Linked DNA regions of Homo sapiens: all the other regions are linked to region 1. A link is a contact called in ENCODE Hi-C or POLR2A ChIA-PET data. All regions are on one chromosome and are shown on one strand. Each heading gives the region's core, a stretch centred on a gene start or an enhancer-like site at or near the end of the contact. The rest is flanking DNA. Distances are from core to core; before and after follow the strand shown.

Evidence for each region. A loop is a pair of places that touch in the nucleus more often than their neighbours do. ChIA-PET counts read pairs that join two places held with the same protein, here RNA polymerase II (POLR2A). Pooled maps may share reads with other maps.
Region 2: a loop to region 1 is called in a map with no recorded cell type, with 12 times the contacts of the local background. The contact joins two enhancer-like sites. A Hi-C loop is called at or near these places in 2 of 37 single-sample maps with no recorded cell type and 6 of 50 pooled maps. POLR2A ChIA-PET finds 5 or more read pairs at or near these places in 2 of 52 experiments (activated B cell and naive thymus-derived CD4-positive, alpha-beta T cell).
Region 3: a pooled map shows a loop between it and region 1 (5-fold over the local background). The contact joins two enhancer-like sites. A Hi-C loop is called at or near these places in 3 of 37 single-sample maps with no recorded cell type and 6 of 50 pooled maps. POLR2A ChIA-PET finds 5 or more read pairs at or near these places in 1 of 52 experiments (activated CD4-positive, alpha-beta T cell).
Region 4: a pooled map shows a loop between it and region 1 (2.4-fold over the local background). The contact joins two enhancer-like sites. A Hi-C loop is called at or near these places in 2 of 168 maps with a recorded cell type or tissue (B cell and dorsolateral prefrontal cortex), 11 of 37 single-sample maps with no recorded cell type and 9 of 50 pooled maps. POLR2A ChIA-PET finds 5 or more read pairs at or near these places in 1 of 52 experiments (CD8-positive, alpha-beta T cell).

What each region holds. Positions count from the first base shown.
Region 1 is chr14:68,207,816-68,213,909 of GRCh38, reverse strand. The region is part of intron 7 of RAD51B (RAD51 paralog B); the gene reads right to left. Among named protein-coding and RNA genes, the nearest start is that of RAD51B, 390 kb to the right of the region's middle. RefSeq lists enhancers at 2,702-2,981, 3,152-3,351. Within about 2 kb of position 2,954, at least 16 of the 41 ENCODE cell types and tissues checked have a DNase peak (open chromatin) inside an H3K27ac peak, as active enhancers do.
Region 2 is chr14:68,504,084-68,510,177 of GRCh38, reverse strand. It overlaps a transcript of RAD51B not described here. Among named protein-coding and RNA genes, the nearest start is that of RAD51B-AS1, 180 kb to the left of the region's middle. RefSeq lists enhancers at 1-491, 3,089-3,652, 3,653-4,216, 4,189-4,248, 4,217-4,780. Within about 2 kb of position 3,282, at least 20 of the 41 ENCODE cell types and tissues checked have a DNase peak (open chromatin) inside an H3K27ac peak, as active enhancers do.
Region 3 is chr14:68,481,152-68,487,245 of GRCh38, reverse strand. It overlaps a transcript of RAD51B not described here. Among named protein-coding and RNA genes, the nearest start is that of RAD51B-AS1, 200 kb to the left of the region's middle. Within about 2 kb of position 3,090, at least 8 of the 41 ENCODE cell types and tissues checked have a DNase peak (open chromatin) inside an H3K27ac peak, as active enhancers do.
Region 4 is chr14:67,930,457-67,936,550 of GRCh38, reverse strand. The region is part of intron 7 of RAD51B (RAD51 paralog B); the gene reads right to left. Among named protein-coding and RNA genes, the nearest start is that of RAD51B, 110 kb to the right of the region's middle. Within about 2 kb of position 2,395, at least 10 of the 41 ENCODE cell types and tissues checked have a DNase peak (open chromatin) inside an H3K27ac peak, as active enhancers do.

The DNA.
Region 1 (6,094 bases), core at 1,705-4,204:
CAATGGCATCTACTCTTTCTCATCATGTAACTATGTTAATATTTGAAGGTTGTCTTCATATTCCTCTTTGGTTTTTCTCTTTTCCAGCCTGACATTAGTTCACCGTTTTTCCTCTTAGGATGTAAATCCAGACCTCTTATTCTCCTGATTATAATGGTCAAGGACCCCCTTAATGACAGACCTGACCTAGTACTCTGGACATGGACTCTTAGAGAAGAACTACTGCCACCATGATCCATGATGCTATATTCTAATAATGCACCCTCCTATTAGTTGTTCTTTTTTAAAAGTAGGTATACGTTAGTATTGAATCACATTGAGTTTCCCACCAACTAATGTCCCTAAATCTTTTCCTTATTACTTGCTATCAACCTAAGCTTCCTCCTTCAAGACTTAACATACTATTTTGTTAACCTTAGCTTAGGACTTTACATTAATCTGTGTAAAATTCTGACTCACTGGTTCTAGTAGCATAATACAGTTATGAGCATGGGCTTTGGTGATAGACAAATGGTCCTCTGCCATCTGTGCCTCTTATTGGCTGTGGGACTTGGGTAAATGACTTAGCATATCTGTGCCTCTACATCTATCTATAGAATGGAATATTACTAGTATACACCTCAGAGGGTCACTGTGAGGATTAAATGAGAGAAGTCATACAACACATTTAGCATTTTGCCTGGCACACAGTAAGTACTCAATAAATGCTACATATGGTTGTTATTAGCAAATCCGCCCATCAACCTACACAGATCTTTAAAAAATCCTATCTCACTTGTTGCAAAAGCACATTATTTGTGCTTTCGTCAGAAATTTTTAATGAGAAAATTGGATAGAACAGCATCACTAGACAGGTTCCTGAGGCTTACCCTGAGGACCCCTCTCCAGATGGACATTAGTCCATCCATCAGGTCAAAACTGCCAGTGGACATTTGTTCAACCAGCTATGAATCTACTTAACCTCAACAAGACAACAAGAGTATCATAAAAATCTTAGCCAAACTCCTCCCAGAAATAAAAATCTATCCCTTGACATTTCCATAACCAATAAGATGAACTGTGAAAGACTTTAAGGATGTTAGAAATAGGAATGTTTTGTTTTCAATGAGCTCATATTGACTCCTAATAATCACATTTTTCTCACACGTAATCATTCAGTAATCCACTCTAAAAATTTGCTGAAGATCAATGTCCTGTGCATTCTGGAACATGTCTTCTTCTTCACTCCATTTCTTCAAAATTAGGATAGTGTCCAGTGCCATTTTCCATTACTATGACACCAAACCCTATTGCTATCATTTCTCATAAATGATGTGATTACACTGGCAAATTCTGTCACTACCCAGTGCTGTGGTTCCAATGGAAAGTCCCCAGTAGTGAGTTAGGAGGGTTCTAAACCAGTCCAAATTGTTCAGCAAACTGCTGACCACCCAAAGGACACACATGGTGGTATTTACCTTGCTGCTGGTGCTGCTGTTGTTGCTGCTGCTAACAGCTCTATGTAAGGCTCTGAGTCAAGTATTTTACATGGATTGTCTAATTTAATTCTCAAAACAGCCCTCTGAGGTCAGTGTAAAGATAATATCCTTTTTAGAGCGGGGTCTTAGGTCATACAGCATGTAAGTGGCTGACCTAGTATTCAAACCCAGTTCAATCAGATTCTAGAGCCAAACTTCCAACCAAGTGCCATATTATCTCCCTTTTTTACTAAATGGCACTATTTCATTGTATGAACTGTACAGCTTGGGTCCAGTCCCAGCCTTGCAGGCACAGAAATTTGACCTTGTCAGTATCCCAGAGTTGAATAGACTTAGGCATGATGCCTTCCCCTGACGAAGTTCACAACAAACTGGTGGAGCAAACGAGAATGCCAATGTGTTGATTTACAACAGTTATGTATCTGTCATACAGACCATAACAATCTGACCAGAGCATTTTTCCCTTTAGAGGGTTCTACTTACAGAGGCAAACTGTAAACACAAGACATCATAATAGGAGGCATTTGCTATAGAACTTGAATGTTAAATTGAATTTCCAACAAAGAAGGACTTGCCAGTGACACTGAAACTTTGAAGACTACCAACATTCACATTTCTATGGACAGTTACTGTGGGTACAGGGCACAACCAGTGTTTGCCTCTGGGTGCTTCTGATGTCGACCAACCCCCTTTCTGACACACTGGTGCATTACTTACGTCTAGGCCAGTCTTTGGCCTAGAGACAATGACTTTCCTTAGGTGACTTTCCACAACTATGCTCTGATATCTGATGGTTTTATATATTAATTTATTTCCCAACCAAGTTGTTGAGTAACCTTCCCCACCATATCTAGTCTACAATCTATAATATAATTCACTCTGGCCTAAGGCCTTTAATTCATTTAAGAAAGCTAGGAGCTCTCCTACTTTCTTATGTTTTATTTTTCTTTTTTCCCCCTTAAAGCCATGTATACCATATTCAGTTGGCAACACAAAAGAGGTGCTACAATAGTGAAGGTGGTACAAAAACAGGACCTGAGATGTTCTTTTCATTCTTCTATCTTCTCCAAACATTGGTTTCAATGGGGAAAGCGGGTGGAGGGAGGGCAATGTGATTAGAGAGATTCTTGCAGGCAGGGAGCAAGGCCCTTGAACTAAAAGTGGAAGTAGCCTTATATTCAGATAAATCAGTCACTAGGCACTGGGTGGGGAGGGGAAAGGGTCACAAAGAATGTTCTGAGCTAGGCCACTTAATGATTTTAGACATGCCTACCTAGGAAATGCACCATGTGGCAATGCTCTTGTTCTGACCACAGCACATTAGTCAGAGAAACATCCTCAGAGAGAAGATCAAGGAAGACAAGGCACATGTTTGAGTGTGGGAACACAACTGACACTAAGTGAAGCTTGACAACCTGAAAATGAAAGTGACTGGAAATGAAGTGAAACCATTCTGTTAGTAAAGAATGGAATGCGAAAATGAAATGAACATTTTAAATAGAGCACACTGCCCTTCATTTTACTTGGTGACTCAGCCTGGGAGTTTCTGTAATACATACAGAATTCTGTTTGGTGAAGTGACCTACTTGCTCTTTGTGGGCGACCATATCGTGAACAGCTGGGGAGTAACTCACTCCACGTCAACATGATACTGATCACAAGCGCATTTCCTTGCTTTTGCAGAGTGCAATGGAGATTTCAAAGCACTTCTTCCCAAGTATTTTCTCCTTTAATTCTCACACAAACTCTGTGAGATTGTTGTCCATTTTGTTACAGGTAAGAAAACTATTTTAAGTTCAGTGTTTTTTCCATGATACTACAGCAGTGGCAGTTACTACTAGAGCTCATGCAGAATTCACTGAAGGCCACCAAGACACAAGACACACACAATGGTCATTCCATCACCCTTAAGTAACCTAAGGCCTGGTCATGTATATACATAGAATGGTATGTTACCATCCCTAATATCTTTAAGATCAAACCCACATGTACAAGAACATTTTTAAGGTAGTCCTATCTATTTGGCTCCAGAGTATTTGAATACTGCAATATAAATACTGATCACCTTTATTTGCTTCAGGCATGGTGTATAAAAATTGTCATCCCATTGAATAAATCCCTTGTTACCTGGTCTCAACGTTCCTAACTATAGAACTATTCTAAAGATATTCCTGGCTGGGTGCGGTGGCTCACACCTGTAATCCTAGCACTTTGGGAGGCTGAGGCAGGTGATTACCTCAGGTCAGGAGTTAGAGACCAGCCTGGCCAACATGGTGAAATCCTGTCTCTACTAAAAATACAAAAATTAGCTGGGCATGGTGGCGTACGCCTGTTGTCCTAGCTCCTCAGGAGGCTGAGGCAGGAAAATCACTTGAACCCGGGTGGCGGAGGTTGCAGTGAGCTGAGATGGCGCCACTGCACTCCAGCCTGGGTGACAGAGTAAGACTCTGTCTCAAAAAAAAAAAAAAAAGGTATTCCTAGAGTATGTTTCGCTCAGACTAATACAGCCTGATGAAATTCCAGTGCCAAATAAGGAAAAAGATCGTGTGCTCATGGAGGAATATTACTGCCTGGCAAGAAGCTTCCTTTAATACCACTTAAAAAGATTAGCAGGAGGAAGAAAATCACGATTACAATAAAAGAATTATCACTAAAATTTCTCAGTGCAATTCCTTTCTTTGATGCCTAAACACAGGACCTTCTATTCTAGCAAGATGGTAGTTAAGGCATGTGTATCCGAAGGGCAGGAGATCCCTAAGTGGGTACAGAATATCTTACAATCATCTTCCCAAAAGTAGATTAAAAGTGGACTGGTGCATTTTTCAGATCTAAATATTCTCCTTTCTCTTCGCCCTCACTTCTGCTCTTTTAAATGTTGGAAAAAAAAATGAACAAGGCAACAAAGAAAATTTTAAAATGCTCATGGAAAAACTCATCTTCTAGAAGGGAATCTTAGTGGGAGGGACAATTCCTCTCAGAGAGTTATCAGTGAAGCTGTGAAAATATGAGGCCCTGGAAGCCAGAGGTGTCACCCAACAAGGCTGCAGCAAGGACAATTAGCAATGGCTGCTGTGCCCTCTGTCACTGCCTCAACTTAGAAAGGATGTCTTTGTCAGCCTCAGGATACTTAGCATGGTGCCTACCTCACAGAGAGTTCTATAAATAATTGCTGAGTGAAATCAGATGAAATGGAAACAGTTTCAACATGTCCCAAAAGTATTAGATACTTGAGTGCTAGAGTGGAATTGTTCTCTATTGGAAGAAAAGAAAAAAATATACCATTTTGAGTTGCAAGTCTTCAAGTCTTGCAATGTGAAGGATGACAAAATCTTCCTGATCTCCAAACTGGGTCACCTATCATGAAAGAGGAAAGCACTTCTGCAAAGTGCTACACCCTAGAAAACATCTTAAACCACTCAACAAAACAAGATTTCACCTCAAGGGAAGACTATCGAAGATCTCCACAGATTCCATTCAATTCAGTAAAGATTTCACTTTCAGATTGCCCATAGAGGTTGCCTGTGGGTGCTGGCTACTCAACTGCTGCTGAGCACAGTGCAACTCTATCATAATGCAGCTTGTCATCCCACAGATGTAATATCCACTAGGGTATAATATATAACCCCAATGAGTTTTACTGTTGAATAGAGATGCTGTAATGTATGGTGCAGCCACAGACCTGCATGGAGGGTCAGTTAACCTGAGTTCAAGCTCTATCATTTTCCAGCTGTGTCCAGCATGGACACATTTTATCTCTCTGAGCCTTGGTGTTTTCCTGTGGAAAGCAAGGGGCTTAAAGCAGATAACCTCAAAGATCCTCTCTAGCTTCTAACATTTGTAATATTCCATGACTCTGTGAAGAAAAGCAACTAAAATTAAACCCTTTATTGTTTATATACTGCATAGAAAACAAGTTGATACATCAGAAGGTCACACGGACATGATCCTGTTAGAAAAACCAGCCCTTTCTGTGGCTGAAAGGAATGAGAATATCTTGGCTTTCAAAGTGGGCAAAGATTTGGTTTGGACTTCTCTCCAAAAGAAAGCATGTCTCAGCAGTCAAAATGATGCCAGTAGCCACAGGCTGGGTCATTGCTTTTAGTGAGGCCCAGCAGGCACAACACAACTTTCTTAATTACCATTACTATAACCTTTACCACACCTTGTTTTTCTTGGGGACTCTCTTGGTCAGGTAATCTGGGTTAGATCCAACCCAATTTATAAAATTTGAGGCTTTTCCCACTGTAGGTAAGATTACATGCTATTTTAAGAAACCTCTTGGGGGATGAGGAAATATGTTGTTTTTTTTTTTAAATATTATACTGTATATCGATTCCAAATGCTAGCTGAACTTTTAAAGAAAAACATGAGTTTCCCTAAAAATAGCCTGTCTACAATGCCTCTTAGACTTGGGCACTTTATACACACAGTATAACTTGCTTAGCCTGCAGTTAGAAATAAAATAATATTTAGTGAACACATTTAAAAGGTTAAGAAAAGCTAAATGTAAATGTCCCCAAAACATTAAACATTAATTAACGTGAGCTGACTTGTTATTTAAAAGTTATATTCTCAAAAAAAAAATCTCAAATGAGTTCCTAAATCCAGATTTAAAA
Region 2 (6,094 bases), core at 2,033-4,532, 300 kb before region 1:
AAAAGCCCTGGATGGGGAGTGGCAGTAGGGGAGACAGATCCTGGAAGGCACAGAAACTGCTCCCCACTCAGCAGTGGGCTTGAAGGAGCCTGGGATCACTCAAAGCTGGGGGAGTGGGGCTAGGGGGAGGTGAGGGTCTTGCAGCTGTGACTCAGTGGCAAGAACACAGAACCTGGTCCTGTGTAAACAGAGCTAAAACCGAGGATCTGGACTATCAGAGGCCTCTACTCACCTATCTTCAACAAATTAATTTCCCAAGTGCTTGCGGGGCACCCCCCATAAGCTAAAGCAGGGGTAAGCAAACCATGGCCGACTGGTCAAATCCGGCCTGCAGCCCGATGTAAATAAAGTCCTCCTGGAACAAGGCCATGTCCATTTGTTTATGTATTGTCCATGGCTGCCTTGCAGTTGTGGTAGAGACCCTGTGGCCTGCAAGGCCAAAAATAGTCACTATCTGCCCCTTTACAGTAAACATTTGCTGACTCCTGAGCTAGAGAACTATCCTAGATCTCGCTAGGCAAGAATTCCACTTACAAGCCTGTTAACAAGGGATGGATTTAGGATTTACTCCATTCCCACCCCATACCAAAGTCTAGGTTCCTTCCTTCCAAACATCATTCTTCAGGAAAGTATCTTCATGCTTATTTAAGCAATGACAATAAGAAGGAATGCCCACAACCATACCACTCAGTGAAGGTTCCAAGTACTTGCCCTGACAACCCGACAGTCCCATTTCACAGATGAAACAGAGTCACTGAGATAAAGCAACTCACTGAAGTTCACTCAGGGAACAGCACAGCTAGGAAGAGCTGGGCCTCTGAGTCACAGCATGGTCCTCTGTCCATGGGATGGCCATAATGAAGGGAGCTGGGGAGCTTTAACATGGCAATGCTCCCTTACGTGTGCCACACGACCACTTGACAACCCAGTGAAGGGCTCAGGGTAGTATGTCTTCATTTTCAAGGTGAAAAACATAGCACTATCAGAGAGTGGGGATGAGAATCAGACAGGCCAGACTACACTCACCCCTTGAAAACCACCTTTATCCAGGCCCAGTGGCTGGTGAGCCCAGGCCCTCTGGCCCTAGCTGGGCCCTCACTCAATCAGGACCCAGGGCCCCCTATTTTCCCAGTGTGCCTCTAAGACAGCTCTTGCCTTCAGGCACTTCTAGGCTAGCGGGGCAGAGACAGAAAGGGGAGGATTATGATTGCATGGCAGGCACAGTGATGGAGAGCCACAAGTGGTGCTTCAGGAGGACAAAGCAGGGTCACCTTGCCCTTCCCTAAAAGCAAACCCCTTTGTAGGGAACCCTGGGTGAAGGGCCTCCAGTGGAAATGCTATTCACTAGAAATGCAAGTGGGCACCCTTCCAAGGCTTTCAGGGGCTAAAAAAGTGTTGGAATCATTCTGGGGACAGGCGGGGAAGCCAAAGAAACTGGTACCCTCTCAGAGATGAGACTGGCAGGTAAACTGATGACACCAAGGAAGCTGCTGCCTTGGAGCAGTAGGAGTTCTCCCCACGGGAACCATTTCCTGCAGGACCAGGCCTGGGGTGGAGACCCTTCCAGACAGGGTAGGAGGTCACCCCAGGCTGCAATCTCAGTGGTCTGGAAGCCCATGAAGGCTGGTTATGTCTGGGCCTTGAATAGAATCATAGACAAGCAGGGTGCCACGCTGGCTTGCGTAGAATGTTGACTCTGCAACGGTCTCTAGCTAACAGGAGCTGAAAGTTCCTACAAAGGATAGCGAGTGGCCTGTACCTCACTGTCTCTATTTCCATTGCTGTCCCCAGGTCCCCGTTCCTTGGTAAGCTTCTCCTTGAACTTTAGGCAGCACCTCAAAGCAGTTTCAGAATTCACTGAGGAGCCATGGGTCCCAGTCTTTAGAGTCCTGCTATTGTTCAGAGGTCTCCAAGTGACTAGATGTTGTGAATTGCCAGAGGGTGGCAGAGGACTCCAACCAAGCAGGGACCAAGTATAAAGCAAACTTCCATCACCATCAACAACTGGAGCCCTGCACTGGACCAGAACAGAGCCTGGGAAATGACCCCATCAGCATCTTTGGGTCCCCTCATCATGGAGACTCCCCTCAGAAATAGTCTTCAGCAGGGTTAAACCCTTGGCCAGATGGAGAAATAGCACGACACCTCTGGCTTCTGCTTCCCAGGGAGCGTGTAGTGGATCCCCTGGCACCCTCTGCTTCCGACGGTACAAAGGTTGTGGGTGTAAACCTCAAAGCTCTGTTTTGTCTAGACTTGGTTTCCGGGTGGGTTCAGGCTCTCTGCTCCATGGAACCCAACAGCCAGGAGATTTGTGCCACTGCTTCCTTGAGTCTAGACTGGCGGAGGAGCAGGGGCTCATGACTATAACATGAACGTGAACCGTGGATCAAAGTGGGTGTTCAAGACAGCTGATTGGACAAGGTCCTGAGCTATGCTGAGGAGTGATGCTGGCACTTTGGTAATGCAGTGGAATGGAATATTCCATGGTTAATTAGCAGTCACTGAGTGTCTATTGTGAGCTGGTCACCATCTGGATGAACAAACTGGCAAGTAGACTCTGAGGAGGTCACGTGCCCAGGAGTTTGTTTAGAGAGTGCAGTTTCTTCTCATATTGAGGTGTGCAGAATGTTCGCTTACAGGTGTGTGATCATGGGGTTGGGTCAAACTCCTCAACTTTCCTATGGAATGCCAGTCCTAGGACCCTCTGCAATCTGAAGCCCTCACACAAAGAACAGAGTATTTATGTCAAACTCTACCCTTCTGTGCTACCAAACAAAGCTGAGCCAGAATAAAGCAAAGTGAAAAAGCTCATAAACACTTCCTGGGGCTGGGCTCACAAAGTAAAGCTCAAAGAAGAACAAGCCAGATGCGTTTCAAACCCATAAACACACACGAGGACACCCGAGCTGCCACTGGCCCGAGCAGATTGGGTGCTAAAACAGCACTGGAGCAATGAAGGAGGGGGTCATTCTAAAATTAGAGCTCTACTTTCTCTCCCCTCTGAACATATATGAGTGGAATTATGGATTAATATTGAAAATTGATTTCATGTGTACTTCAAGAGCACCTGTGCGGTGATGCCCACACTCCCTCCCCACCCCCTCCACATACACACTCTCCCTCAACTCACCCCGGAGACCTAGAGCTTTTGCTACCAAGCACATCTTGTGTCCTGTATAAACAAGGGCTGGTAACTAGTACAGGAAATGAACTTCACAAGCATTGAATGTGTACCCACCTGTGGTATGGGGAGTTGCCAGATTTTTTTCTAACTGAGAATGTTCACAGAATCTCGAAACTTTCTTTCAGCTTCCCCCTCTGCACACTTGAGTGTGGGCGCCTACCATGTGTGCACACATACCCAAGCACAAAATTTCCCTCAATTTCCCCCAAGACATATCAACAATGAGATGTGCCCATACATACACGGGCACACAGCCAGCCATTCCCAAACCTTCTCCTTTGTCCCCCCCACCCGCCTTTCAATGTATAAATGAGAGCGCCTAGGTGTGCTGGTGCTGCCCCTCCCTGCCTCGGACACATGCAGAACTTTGCGCCCACTCAGCACGATCCAGCACACAGGAGCTGGGGAGCCAAGGATGTTTATATTCCCACGTGTGCACCGGCGTGCACGCACACATGCACGCGCACGCACAGCCACATTCCAGCTGGCCCCAGTACAGCTGTGACAGGCCTGGGTCTGTTTGCCATTGTTTTCCTTCGCCTCTAACAGGCGTTCATGCAACAGAGAGGAGGTCGTGAGAGGTTTCCACCACGTTTTGTAGCATTTACCCCGAGCCTGAGTGTTGGGGAGGTGGCTTTTGAGAATGAGCTATGGGTGGCAGGGTGGAAAGCAGAGACAAAGGCATTCCTTCCCATTTCCTGCCTGAGCTTCACTCGCTAATGTGCACTGCTCTGGATTGTTCAGAGATTTCTTTATGTGTCATCCTGTCTGAAACCTGGCTGGGAGGACGGAGGCTCAGCTAAAGAATTTCTGGAAGTTCTGTCTCAAGGTCCTGCTTTGTCACCTCTTATTACTACAACTGTTCTAGGCCCAGGCTGCCTGGGGGCACACTGTGTCCTGAAAGCCTGAGTGGCAGGCCCCAGCCACATAAGCAAAGACACATTTGGGTAGAAACTGAAGGAGATAAAAATGGACCCCAAGTGGCCACTATCCCTCTAGGGATTTTGGCCCACAAGAAAAGCTGGTATATAAAGAATTCCCCACCTGACCCTCAGCAGCAGTGAATGTTCTAATGATTCCCTCAGCAGTACATATGCAAAGTGGATACTGTCTTTGCACTGACAATAAGATTGGCTAATCTGGCTGGGCGCGGTCGCTCACGCCTGTAATCCCAACACTTTGGGAGGCCGAGGCGGGCGGATTTCCTGAGGTTGGGAGTTCGAGACCAGTCTGGCCAACATGGTGAAACCCCATCTCTATTAAAAATACAAAAAAGTTGGCCAGGCATGGTGGTGCATGCCTGTAATCCCAGCTACTCGGGAGGCTGAGGCAGGGGAATTGCTTGAACCAGAGAGGTAGAGGTTGCAGTGAGCCGAGATCATGCCACTGCCCTCCAGCCTGGGCAACGGAGCGAGACTCCGTCTCAAAAAAAAAAAAAAAAAAAAAAGATTGGCTAATCTACAAGTTCATTTGTTATTTCTAAGAGCCAGATGGGACTTAATGCATCTAAGACACTAACAAACCCAGAGTTCTTACTGTGTGGATCTGGACAGAGCGGGCAGCTGACAGATTTCTCACTGTGCCCCACTGAACTGTGGCAAGGGACTGGCTAGAAATACATGTACTTTGTCTGCAGCCATTGCTTGCAAACTACCCCACTCACCTCTGTGGCAGAGTCCTTTCTTCAAATAAAATCTTACTAGAAAGCCCAGTGTACAAAACTGATCAAAACAGTCTCTCTGGTTACAGGGATGAATTAGCTGTGTGTGTGCGGGCATGGGGTGTCCCCATCTGCTCCTGCTCCATCCTCGTGCTCCCTCCATCTATACTTCAGGGAATCTCCGTGGGGTTCCTTGGATCCCAGGTTGAAAACTGTTATCACAATGCAGGCCCCTTCTTGTAACAATTGTCAAACTTCGTACCCAAGAAAACACGTAATGACAAAGAGCTGCTAGGAATTTAACGGCCTTTCAAATTCGCCTGAGTTTTACATACTATGGATTTCAGCTGCTGCCCATGTTTGGTGTGGCACTAAGAGTTATGGACCCCTTGCTGAAACGCCCTGGCCTCTTGCAGGTCTGCAGTTCACAAATTAGGAATAACTGTACAGAAATTAAGAACAAGAAATGAGACTGGGGTCCCAGATGGAGCCACACCATCAAGTGTGTAGATTGGGCTCCAGTGTCTAGTGAAGAAATTTGTGCTTAAATAGTATTTGGCAATGGAGAGCCATTAAAAAGCCATATGCGATTATTACTATTAATTATTTTTTAAGCCAGGAAATGAATGATTGAAAATGAACTAGCAAAAAAAAAAAAAAAAAAAAAAAAAGAAAGAAAAAAAAAGGATTACTCCTTTGCAATTTAAGTTTCCTTTCCCATCTCTAGCTGTCTGAGCTTCCACATCCCAGTCGCAGAGTCCACTGGGAGAGTTTCCCTCCCAAGCATCATGCATGGGCCCAGCCCAGACACATTTCTCCAGTCTTCATGATCAGAGGCACTGATTGTCTGCTGTGGCATTACCTAAAGTGAGTGGTCCAGCTCAGGCTTCGGCACCCTTGTGACTGAGCAAACTCATTGATGTACACAAATGGAAACCATGCCTAAATTAAAGAATGTGCATATGGGTGAACAAAGAGGGGATTTATATGGTGTGCAGGCCAAAGTGGAGGCCTGATTCCTTGGTTTTGCCCACCTTCTTTCCTAGACCTTCAGATCCCCCTACCCCTAAATATGTCAATGAAGTCCTTGGTTTCAGCTGCGGAGTCAGGAAATACAACTGGAGGTAGCATGGGATGCTGGCCTGGAGAGTCATTGCGCCCCGATCCAGCTCTGTACTCTGCTTGCCTTGGGGAGAATTGCTAAAGCTTCTGGTACCGGAATGTGTCCATGCCTAAAACGAAAGGTACTA
Region 3 (6,094 bases), core at 1,841-4,340, 270 kb before region 1:
TGCAAGACAAGGGGAGAGGCCTCCGGAGAAACCAAACCTGCTGGAGCCTGGATTGCGGATTTCCAGTCTCCAGAGCCGTGTGAAAATACATTTCTGATCTTTAAGCCATGCAGTTTGTGGTATTCTTTTATGCAGCCTGAGCAGACGAATACAGCAAGGAACTGTTGTCCATGTGCCCTCTGCCTTTTCACTCCCTTTCACCCTCCCCACTTTCTCTGAACAGGCAGTCACCTAACATCCAAGGCCATGTGAATACGTACTAAGAGAAGGTGTTGGTAATCCCAGTTAAGAAGGTCTATGGTTTCTCCAGTGGTGTGACCGCACCATCAGGATGGGCTTTGAGGGTGGGAAAGGGATGAGGAGATGCCACTAAAGAATTCTACCAGCGAGATGAACTCAGGCCATCTCACTAAACCCTGTGTGCTTGAAATGGGGAGTTGATGCTTAAAGTTTACAGACTTTGGAGTTGAGGTGTGGGCATGAAAAATATTAGCAAAACCCAAGGTGGCTTAAGGTTCATCCAACTAGTTGGTTGGGTTTAACAAGCAGTTTTTGTCTGGAGATCCTGAGTCCAGCTTAAACAGTGAGGGTCAGAATAATCACTGCAAAATTTGCTTCATTTTAAGCTTTCCTCCGGCTTTTCACCAGGTGTTCTAGTTAGAGAGGCTTATGTTATTGACACAAAGATAGGTCGTTGTTGATTAACTCCGGAGGGGCACAGAGAACTGGGAGAAAGCCAAACTGGCTTCTGCCTCATCTTTGTATCAACTTTCAAGCTGTTAGATTGGTAATGACTGTGGGGTTTGGACGATGGTGCTGGGATGAGAGGCTGGACAAACCCCATATAGGTTTCTGGGCCCCAGAGGACAGCCAGTGGCAATAGACTTAAACCTCCGATTCTAAATAGAATGGGCAGGGATCTGGAGGTGCTCTGGAGGAACTGACTAGAACCCCACAGTAGCAGGTTTGGAAAAACTATCATAGGCTCCTAGGGAAATGTTGCAATTCTAGTCACTAGATAAAAGTGTCAGTCACAGGACAAAGTTTGACCAATGATTTAATCACCTTTGACATACCCGGAGTTCAAGAAAGGGCAAGGAAACACAGACATTTAGACTAGCCTCTCCTTCACTCCTAGACTCACGTCCACTAAAAATAATATGGGCAGACTGAAATTTGAATACATTTGGTTTGGGTTTGGCTTTTAGCCATCTGATGAGGTACAAAAGTAATAGTATCTAATGAATAAATGGTAAAGCATACTACCACAATTCAGTTTTCCCCCTAATCCTCTGGTTGATGCATGAATTCATATAAAGCACAATTTCTCTGACTCATTTGAAATAGGGCAACACCACACGTGACTAGTCGTCCAAAAACCATCATGAAGATTTGTGAATAACTTCCAATAAAGAGCTTTGGGCACTAAGAACACAATTGGCAAAAACTTGATCCAAACCGAGTCCTTCACTTGTGTTTTAAAATCTTAGTTTGAAAGTTATTTGGGACTTCTTAGTCAAGAATCTGGACTTTACAAGACCTGAGGGTGGGGGCTGGAGAAATGCAAGGATCAGGGATAGGGACAAGGGATCCTTGCAGGGGACAGAGAAGACCTTGGGGGTTAATGAAGAGAGAATATCTTCCCACTTGCTTGGTCAGGGTTCCTCAATGGAAGCTCCTCTTGCTTCTGCTGATGTCTGTTTTTTTTTGAAAAGGAAGTAACTCCAAAGACTGGTGGAAGGAGGAAAGGTAGCTGGGTCCCATGGTGGGAACACAATTTTCTTTAGCTGAGAGAGGGATTTTATTTTCATTCCTCTTTTCATTACACACCTTCCCTAATCTTCTGTATATTCTTAAATAAATCTCAACAGCTCTTCCTTCCCACTCACTAGTCCTATACCTCTGTGACTGGGCACTTTAACAGGGTGAGAAGTAAGATCCTGGAGTCAGGGGCTGGAGGTGAGCAGTGAAAAGAGATGCCTAGGCTGTGAGGGTGTAAGGGGACCAGGTCTACAGTTATGAGCAAGAAGCAAGAGGGAATGAGTATGCTTGCAGTAGTCCAGTTAGAGGGTGTAAAGCATGCCCTGGAGTTCATCACTGTCTTGCCCTCTCACAGCCCCTCTAGGAAAAGCTGGCCTTCCCACACCTCCTGCTGCTTGGGCAGCTATGTTTTCAGCGACTTCCTTATCCAACAAAGGTTTGGTTAGCCAGTGACCAATGATGTTGTCTGAGACAAAACACTAAGATAAGTCCGAGCTAATCAGATTCTCTCTTCAGAATTTTAACCAAGGAAAAAAGCCAATGGGAACTGAAGTTGAAAGGCTAAGAGAGAAACACAGGGTGAGCCATGTGCAAACTGAAGTTTTGAGTAAATAAACTATAGTATGCAGGACAAAATCTGCTGGGAGAGTGAGAGTAGCCCTGGGCAGACATGTAAAGAAAAGCAGAGACCCCAGGATAATGAATTCCCAGGGCTGCCTCCCCTCCAGAAGGCTTTCCAATTCTGCACCACCTATATCCTTAACAGTATGTGTCCCCTTTTACCGGAGATAATTGAGACTCCTCTTCCCAATGAAAATAGCCCAACTGGGCCAGGCACGGTGGCTCACGCCTGTAATCCCAGCACTTTGGGAGGCCGAGGCGGGTGGATCACGAGGTCAGGAGATCAAGACCGTCCTGGCTAACACGGTGAAACTCCGTCTCTACTAAAAATACAAAAAATTAGCCGGGCGTGGTGGTGGGCGCCTGTAGTCCCAGCTACTCGGGAGGCTGAGGCAGGAGAATAGCGTGAACCCGGAAGGCGGAGGTTGCAGTGAGCTGAGATCGCGCCACTGTACTCCAGCCTGGGCGACAGAGCAAAACTCTGTCTCAAAAAAAAAAAAAAAAGAAAAAGAAAGAAAATAGCCCAACTGTAACTAAAAGTTTGTACAAGTTTCATGCAGGTAGGTTGAAAGCTGAATTATTGTCTGAAGACATTTGCTTTAGGGAGAGTGAGTGGGCTGGCTCTCAGCAAACATGGCCTACCACCACAGCTTACTTGGAAGCAGCTTGTGTACTTGAGATTAGGTTTTAGGCAGGAAACAGGGTGACCTAATTTCTCCTTTGTTCTTATCACCTCAGGGTACGCGAAGTCTATGTTTGAGACCTGAAGAAAGGAAGTCTTGGCATCTACAAAATACTGGTTTGGTCTGAGAAAGTTAAATCCCTGTTAAGTCACCAAAATCCAGGTCCACAAACCTCTCTGAGGAAAGCTTTAAAACATGATTTTTTCATTGGTTGAAAGGAGCAAAGAGGTGTGGTGGTCATGTTGGTTCACCAACAAGAACTGATGAATCATTTGTTATCTCCCATTTCAAGGCTCAGGAGGGCTAAACTGGAAGGAAAACCAAAAGCAGCTCTTGTCAATATGAGACCTCCTTCATCTCTTATGTCCTCAGCTTTGGAAATGCCCCCAGGCAAGGCTGCCATCAGCACTTGACTGAAAACACATGGAGGCAGCCCATTCAGAGCAGGAATTCATTACTGAAAGAATAATAAGGGAAAGTTTCTCTCTCTTGCAGGGAGAGCTGCTTTCTGGAAAAGTCACAGGGCTTTGAAGGAACGTGCATCATGTCTGGTAACAAGCGGCAGAATGGAAATGGAAGGGCACATTTCCAAAAGTCTTTTCACACAAGGCATGATGGTCTGGGGTCACTCAAACTAGTTGTTCTATCTTGAATGTGTCATTGAAATCAGGCCATGGCTCCCTTGAACCCACTATCCCTTCCCAGAGTTACTTGTGTCTGAAAGCTCTAGGGGAAAAGTACCCAGAGTTAACTGGTCTTTCTTGGCTACCCCTCTATTTCAAAAGGTCACCTGTGGACTAAAATAGGCTGCAAAACTGTTTGGTCTTCCTGAACACTACCCCATAAATCTTTGATGTATGCCAGGTAATCTGAGGGAAAGGTATATACAAGCGTGAATATGGAAGAAGGAAACATTTGCAAGCCCACTGGGTATAGCTGTGCATGCCAAACATTACAGGTGTTCACCAATATCCAGTTCCCCTTTCCTTCAGAACATGGAGGAAGTGGTACCTTCCTGCCTCCTGGAAGTTAGGAGTGGCTGCATGGCCAGGAGAGTAGAAGGAATGTATATCATTTTTTGAGGGAAGGACTTAATTATCAGTGCTCAATCTCTCTCTCTTTCTTACTTTCTTCTCTCTCTCCCCCATCCACCTTTCCCTTCCCCTACTGTGGCAACTGTGGCAGTGCATGTTAATACTGAAGTGCAATATTGAGTCACACATGGAGAGCTTGTCTGGAGAGTCTCAGACATGCATGGATTTTGCAAGTCACTGAGATTTGGGGGGACTGTTTGATAGGGAACAAAACCAAATGTGTCCTGACTTATGTCTAGTGATTTAATGGTTTCCTCTCCTCCCAGATCTATTTGGAGTTTTGGAAAATATGTGTTCCATCTGAACCCTGCCCTCACCGAAATTCAGAAGTAGGCAGTGTGTTTTCTCTCACACTTAGGATGTTTGGCTGAGAAGTGTGATGAGTGCCTTCCCTCCATTTGTGCAAAAGAAGCCTCTTTGAATTCTGGAGTGGAATGAAGAAAGTCCTTTCACAGCCACAGGATAAAAGTGATGGTGATGATATTGAAAATAAAACATGGAAAAAATGACCCTTCCAAATGGTTCCAAGACCAGTTTTTAGGCTAGAATCAGATATTTTGCACTTCTCCTTGCCTTCACTCACTTTTCTCCCATTACCTAATCCTTATCCTCCCTTTCCAGAATTCTCATTTGGCAATCCTGGTTTTGCTGGACAAACTTTTACAACCCTGTCTCTGAGCAGTCATTTTGCTTTGTTCACAACACACAACCTAAAAGACATTATGCACAGAGTTCAAGGCTCTCTGGGTTAATCCAAAATGTTCACCCTGTAGGCTGACGGGGACCACACATTTCTGAATCTTCACCAGGACTGCAATACCTTAATAGAATGGCCAGAAGGCTAGCAGGATTAGGGAGACAAAGTTGAACTTTGATACACACACACATACACACACACACACACACACACCCCTAAAATATCTCTGAATTGCATCATTAATTACTTTCAGTAAAAGTAATTACTTTCAGTAAAAGTAATTAATGATACAAAATGCCACACTAGAATCTCATGGGTGGTACCAGCTTGGCAGATTATCAGCTCACGGGGAAGAATGCTACCTGTGTCCTTCTTTCTTGTGAACATTTCCTGGGGCAACTTTCCTGTGCATGTCTTCTGCTCCTTAAAAATGGTGACATGATAAGGCAGTGATGGAACCTCTACTATATTCTGAGCATCACTGCTCAGAGTAGAAGATCAAACTACTAGCATTGTTCCTGGTGATTCTTTTATTTAGAAAATATTCACTGAGTTCTTTACTATTGTGTGTGTAGTATTATGCTGAGTACTTTAGTGAACTTAGGATGAATAAGAGTTGTGAACAGAAATATTACAGGGCAAGGGATGAAAGAGAAAAGAGAGTAGAACTGCCTGAGTTCAAATCCACATTTCATCCTTTCTGGTGACAAACTGAACCTCTCCTGCTTCAGTTCCTCATCTGTAGAGAAGGAATAATACAAAATTCTACCTGTAAGATTACTGGAAGCATTAGAGAAGATTGTGTATGTAAAGTGTGTGTCAGACACGCAGCAAGTGCTCCATATCAGAGGCAGTGCTTACGTCCTGTCCCTGCAGCATGGTTTGTGGTGAAGGCCTGGAGGGCCTTGGGCAGGAGAGTACTGTATTGGTTTGTCAAACACTGGGTATAGGGCACTCTCTTATTGTTTCTTGGGGTCAAAAAGGTAGTCTCAAGGAGGAGCCACTTAATTTTTGACATTTGGAATTAGGATATGTTTTCCTCTTGCTTTTTTCAGACACTTTTGAGTGATCCATTTTAATGTGTGAACAATGTAGCATTTTTTTTTTCGTGGCAGACAATGGAGGTGAAGAGAGAACAATTAGGAGTTGCAGAGAACAGACAGCATCTTGCTCAATGTAAGGGAGGAAAAATAATATATTTTCCTCACCTATCTCAAGGTTCGTGGCTGAGAGCACTA
Region 4 (6,094 bases), core at 1,146-3,645, 280 kb after region 1:
TTACTGCATTATTCATAATACCCAAAATGTGAAAATAAACCAAATGTCCATCAACTGATAAATGGATAAACAAAATGAGTTCTATCTATACAACAGTATATTATTTGGCAATGAAAAGGAATGAAGAATACTGATAACATGCTGCAACACTAATTTTGAAAACTTTATGCTATATGAAAGAAGCCAGTCACAAAAGAACACACATTATATGACTCCACTTTCATGAAATGTCCATAACAGGCAAATCTATAGAGATAGCAAATAGAGATTTCCAAGGGCTTGGGGAAGGTGGAAATGCAGAGTGAGAGAGTGGCTGCTACTGGGTACAGGGTTTCTTCTTGGGGTGGTGAAATGTTTTGGAATTAGACTGTGGTGATCGTTGCACAATCTGTCAATATGCTAAAAAAAGAACCCTATATTGTGTACCTTAAAAGGGTGAATTGTATGGTATGTAAATTATATCTCAAAAAGCTGTTAAAATTTTTGTTTTTTGAAGGCTTTTTATAATGTGTCCTTTATAAGATAGACCTTTCTAAAAAGGTCTATTAATAAAATGACATCTATTTTCTAATATATATTCTTGAATATGAAAGTTCTGGCATTCAACAAACAGACGTTGGCCTACTGACATTATCCTCTGGTATAATAGAATTCCGCCATAGTGAAATCCCTCTCTGCCCACCTTTTACTACTCTACTTGACCTTGTCTCAGTTCTCATACTCATCTTTATAAGATGAAGTCCTCGGCAGGCCCTAGATCCTGAAGGAGCAAATAATAGATGTCATCAGTGCCTATTATTTTAGAAAAAAGAAACAAGAAGACTGCAGCTGGGCTACTTATCTAAGACAACGCAACAGAATCCACTTTAAAATTTAAAAGAGTTGGCCAGGGGCAGTGGCTCACACTTCTAATCCCAACACTTTGGGAGGCCAAAGCAGGAGGATCCCTTGAGGCCAGGGATTTATAACTAGCCTGGGCAACACAGCAAGATCCCCATCTCTACAAAAAAATTTTAAAATCAGCATGGCCTGATGGTATGTGCCTGTAGTCCTAGCTACATGGGATGCTGAGGCAGGAAAATCACCCAACCCCAGGAGGTGAAAGCTGCAGTGAGCTATAATCGAGCCATTGAACTCCCATTTGGGCAAGAGAGCAAGACTGTCTCTGAAAAAAAAACTTTTTTAAGAGTTGTATTTGTAGAATTGGCACTACAAATCCATCTCTAGCATACAACTGGTATATCTTCTGGTTATCTTTGAAAGTGCACCATATCTTACACTCAAAGTAATTGCCTAATCATCCTCACATATGTAAAAAAAATCTTAAAGGATGGTCTTTCTGGCATATCCAAAAATTAACTCTCTCCAAAAGGATTCCTATACAAATTTATCTTATACCAAGTACACTATAATTAGTCAGATTTATTCATTCATTTAACCAAAATTTATTGAGCACTCACCACCTGCTAAACACTGAAACTACATAAATAAATTAAATTAGAAACAGACCCTACCATAAAAGAATTCATCACTGTGGAGAAACACAAATGCCTCGTAAACAGGCAATATGATAGTGTGCTATATAGCAGAGGAGAGTATGGTGCTGTCAGGAAAGCATTCAAAGTCAGAAGCCTAAATTCTACAAAGAGCCAGGAAGGCTGTAGACTATAACCAGGAGACACCTTGCTGAGGTTTCTCATCTGATCCTACCATTCGTTCAACGTATGGACATTCCCCCCCATCAATAAGAGTCAGGGATGGAACAACATGCTCCAGATTCCTCAATAATATACACTCCCTGCCCTCAAGGGGCTAATTTTCAAAGTATGTCAACTAGAGTACTCCAGAAACTCTTTTCTCTGATAGGGGAATGAAATAGAGAATACGAAACAAATAAAACTAAAAATAAAAGGTATTATTTCATGTATTATTTAACATACTCTACAGGAAGGGGGTCAAGATTTTAAGTTGAGATATTTTAAACTCCCTTTAGCTATCAACTCTCTGAGGGTAGAAACAGCATCTCGTATCCTCAGCCAGAATTCCTAATTCCCATTAAATACGTGTCAAATAAATAAAGAAATGAAACAATGGTAAGCAACAAATGCCATAAATACCACTTTCCTGAGCTAATTACTGATGGCATTTTACTACTTCCTTCACAGTACGCCTGTTTACTTTCTCCTTTTCTCTTCTCTTGCCCTCCCACTTCTTTCCTCTCTTTTTATCTTTATCTCTTCCTTTCTCTCCTATTTGAAATCTGCATCTTAAAGACTGCCACCAGCTGCTCTCACAGGCAATTGCTTTGCTAAGTAGGCCACAAGGATCCTAGTGAGCAATGGAGTATTCACAGTTTTCTAATTAAAAGATGCCACCTAGTGGTTACAGTTCCCTTCATCCTGATTGTACCAGGAAACATGAAAGTTAAGCAGTATTAACAAATTCCAGGTCTTCTGTGGTGCCAGCTTGGTCTAACGGCAGCATCAGATACAATGAACCCATTTCCTTTCACATCTACAACCAAGCTGTCAGAAGTAACTGATGTTGATAGTCTACGAAGCTTTGTAGTCAGGTGTATATTGACTTTATTTATTGCCCTAAAGTAGACAAATTTGTTACTTCAATTCTGGTAGAATTAAAGGTATAGGCATTGCCTGACTCAGCAGGAGCATAGAGGTAGCTTCTGCTCTTCCTGAACTCCTCAGCAGAGATGTATTCAAGGTGGCTAACTAGAGAGATTGGACACTCACCCTCTCCAGAAAGAACCAAAATTACTAATATATAACCAAAATAATCACACCTATAATAGAACATCTAGAAGAGAACACTAGTGTCCAACAGGATCTAGTCACAGGAAACACCTGAGGCAAAGAAGGAGAAGGAAGCAAGTGACCAACTCAGCCAAGATCAGCTATGAGCCCCAAGGGACTCATTATCATAGGGAAGGGTAAGTGAGAGAACCTTAACAATCCATGTCCCCACTGTGGACTGCAGCAATCCAAACCATGGGAGAGCTCCTCTACCCACACAAACCCTGATACTAGCAAGGGTGGTGATCTGGAGACCCACAAGGGCATTGCACCAGACAAGGAACTCATGCTGGGTCAGTCACACCCCCAAGGCCTAAGCTGCTACTGCAGAGCACTACTGTGAGAGCACAGCTGTCATAGGACTGCATCCTGACCTGGAAATCAGAGGCCCCATATCTCCACATTCTGGGATCTCCCACTAACAACCCCAGTGTTGACTCAAATGGCTACAGCAGCATAGCACTGGCTGGACCCAAAGGTGCTCCAGGGTCCCCAGTATTCTAGCCCATGGAAAACACTACTCCTCAGGGAATGGTGCAGTGTACCAAAAAGTTACAGTGTACCAAAGGTGCATTCTACCGGAAAGGCAGCACAAATTCTGTGCTCAAGCTCACAAGTGGAAAGATCTCCTCCCCTTCTCTGCATATTGCCATAGCAGTAGCTGTCACTAGGAACCCAGATGGGTAAGCATAATAGCTGTCTGGAGCTGGAAGCAGTGACCCTGCCTGCACCAATGGAGTGGTCTCTGTGCTCAGGTTTACACATATACAACAGGAGCCTCTCTCCTCCTCTGCACACCACTACAGCCGCTGCCACTGCTGCTATTGCCAGGGGCCAGGGTGGACAAGCCGGAGGAGCTGCCTGTCTGGGGCTGTAAGTAGTAACTGTGCCCCCACTGGTGGTGTGGCCTCCATGCTTAGACTCATACGTGAACATGGGGCCCCTCCCCTCCTTGGCATAGCAGTACAGTACTGTTGCTGCCAAGAGTGGACAAGTCTAAGAGCTGTGTGTCTGGGGCTGTGGATAGTGACCCTGCATCACAGCCACCATCAACATTAGCACATACTGCTTGGGACCCAGAGGGTCTTCTCCTCACTGCTGCTGCCACTACCCACACCATACCAAATTCCCAGGGACATGAGAACTTGCTCACCTGCCCACCCCACCTCTGCCACCACCACCTCAGCATCTGAGCAAGCCACCTGGGGAGCCAAGAATTGAACCTCTTGGTCCCACTAAAACTAGTGCCACTGCACACTGTGCTGGGGCCTAAGAACAAGTATGATCAGCCCACCGCTACCACCAATAGGGCCCAAAAAGTGGCCTGCCTAGCATCCCTGTCCCACCAAACTTCACTATAAGCTCCACTAATAACCACACCATAAACCATGGAGGAAATCACAGATAACACAGATATTGTTTATAGCTAAAGAAATAATACAGAGACTACACAACTGAATGCACCCAGAATCAAAGCCAAAGAGCCCACCCAACTAGCACCATTGATACATCTCCTATGAAAGAAAATCCAAAAGCAGGAGCTAAACATTGGGTACACATGGACATAAAGATGGGAACAACAGATGCTGGAAAATACATGAGGTAGGAGGGAGGGAGGAAGACAAAGATTGAAAACTACTTATTGAATACTGTGCTCACTTCCTGGGTGACATGTTCAATTGTACTCCAAACTCCAGCATCACATAATATAACTTTGTAACAAACCTGAACATGTACCCCTAGAATCTAAAACAAAAGTTGAAGAAAAGTTAAAAATAAAAAAATAAAAAATTTGAAGAAGCAACTATTATACCAGGTGTGCAGATGTCAACACAAGGATATAGAAAACATGAAAAAGCAAAGAACTATGACACCTCCAAAGGAACATAATAATTCTCCAGCAACACATCCCAATAAAAAGAAATTCAAGAAATGCTGGGCCGGGCACTGTGATTCACGCCTATAATCCCAGCACTTTGGGAGGCCAAGGCAGATGGATCACCTGAGGTCAAGAGGTCGAGACCAGCCTGGCCAACATGGTGAAACCCATCTCTACTAAAAATACAAAAAATTAGCCAGGCGTGGTGGTGGGCACCTGTAATCCCAGCTACTCAGGAGGCTGAGGCAGGAGAATTGCTTGAACCCGGGAGGCAGAGGTTGCAGTGAGCTGAGGTTGTGCCATTGCCCTCCAGCCTGGGCAACAAGAGCAAAACTCTGTCTCAAAAAAAAAAAAAAAAAAAGAAATCCCAGAAAAAGAATTCAAAATTATGATACTAAAGAAGCCCAATGAGATACAAGAGAATTTCAAAAAACAATACAAAGAAATCAGAAAAACAATTCAGGAAATAAAGGAGCAGTTTACCACAGTGATAGAATAAAAAAGAAACAAACCAAAATTTTGGAACTGAAGAAGTCCTTGAAAAAATACAAAGTACACTCAAAAGCATCAACAATAGACTAAACCAAGCAAAAGAAAGAGTCTCAGAACCTGAAGATGGGCCTTTTGAAATAACCCAGCCAGGCAGGACGCGGTGGCTCACGCCTGTAATCCCAGCACTTTGGGAGGCCAAGGCAGGCGGATCACGAGGTCAGGCGATTGAGACCATCCTGGCTAACACGGTGAAACCCTGTCTCTAATAAAAATACAAAAAAATTAGCCAGGCGTGGTGGCAGGCTCCTGTAGTCCCAGCTACTTGGGAGGCTGAGGCAGGAGAATGGCATGAATGCAGGCGGCGGAGCTTGCAGTGAGCTGAGATCGCACCACTGCACTCCAACCTGGGCAACAGAGCGAGACTCCGTCTCAAAAAAAAGAAAAAAAAAAAAGAAATAACCCAGGCAGACCAAAAAAAAAATTGAATAAAGAATAAAAAAGAATGAACAAAGTCGTCATGATATATGGGAAACCATAAAGCAATCAAATATATAAATTATCAGTATCCTCAAAGGGAAACAGAGAACAAAAATGCTCAAAAACCTATTTAATGAAATACTAGATGAAATTTTCCCAAGTCTACCAAGAGATTTAGACATCCAGGTACAGGAAGACCAGTGATCCAATGCGAAAGGTCTTCTCCATGACACATTGTATTCAAGCTGCATAAAGTCAATGACAAGGAGAAAAGTCTTAAAGCAGCAAGAGGAAAATGTCTAGTCACCTACAAAGGAGCCTACATCAACAGGAGACTTCTCAGCAAAAACCTCACAGGCTAGGAGAGAATGGGGTTATATATTCAAAGTGCCAAAAGAAAAAAACTGCCACCCAAGGATACTATATCCAGCAAAAT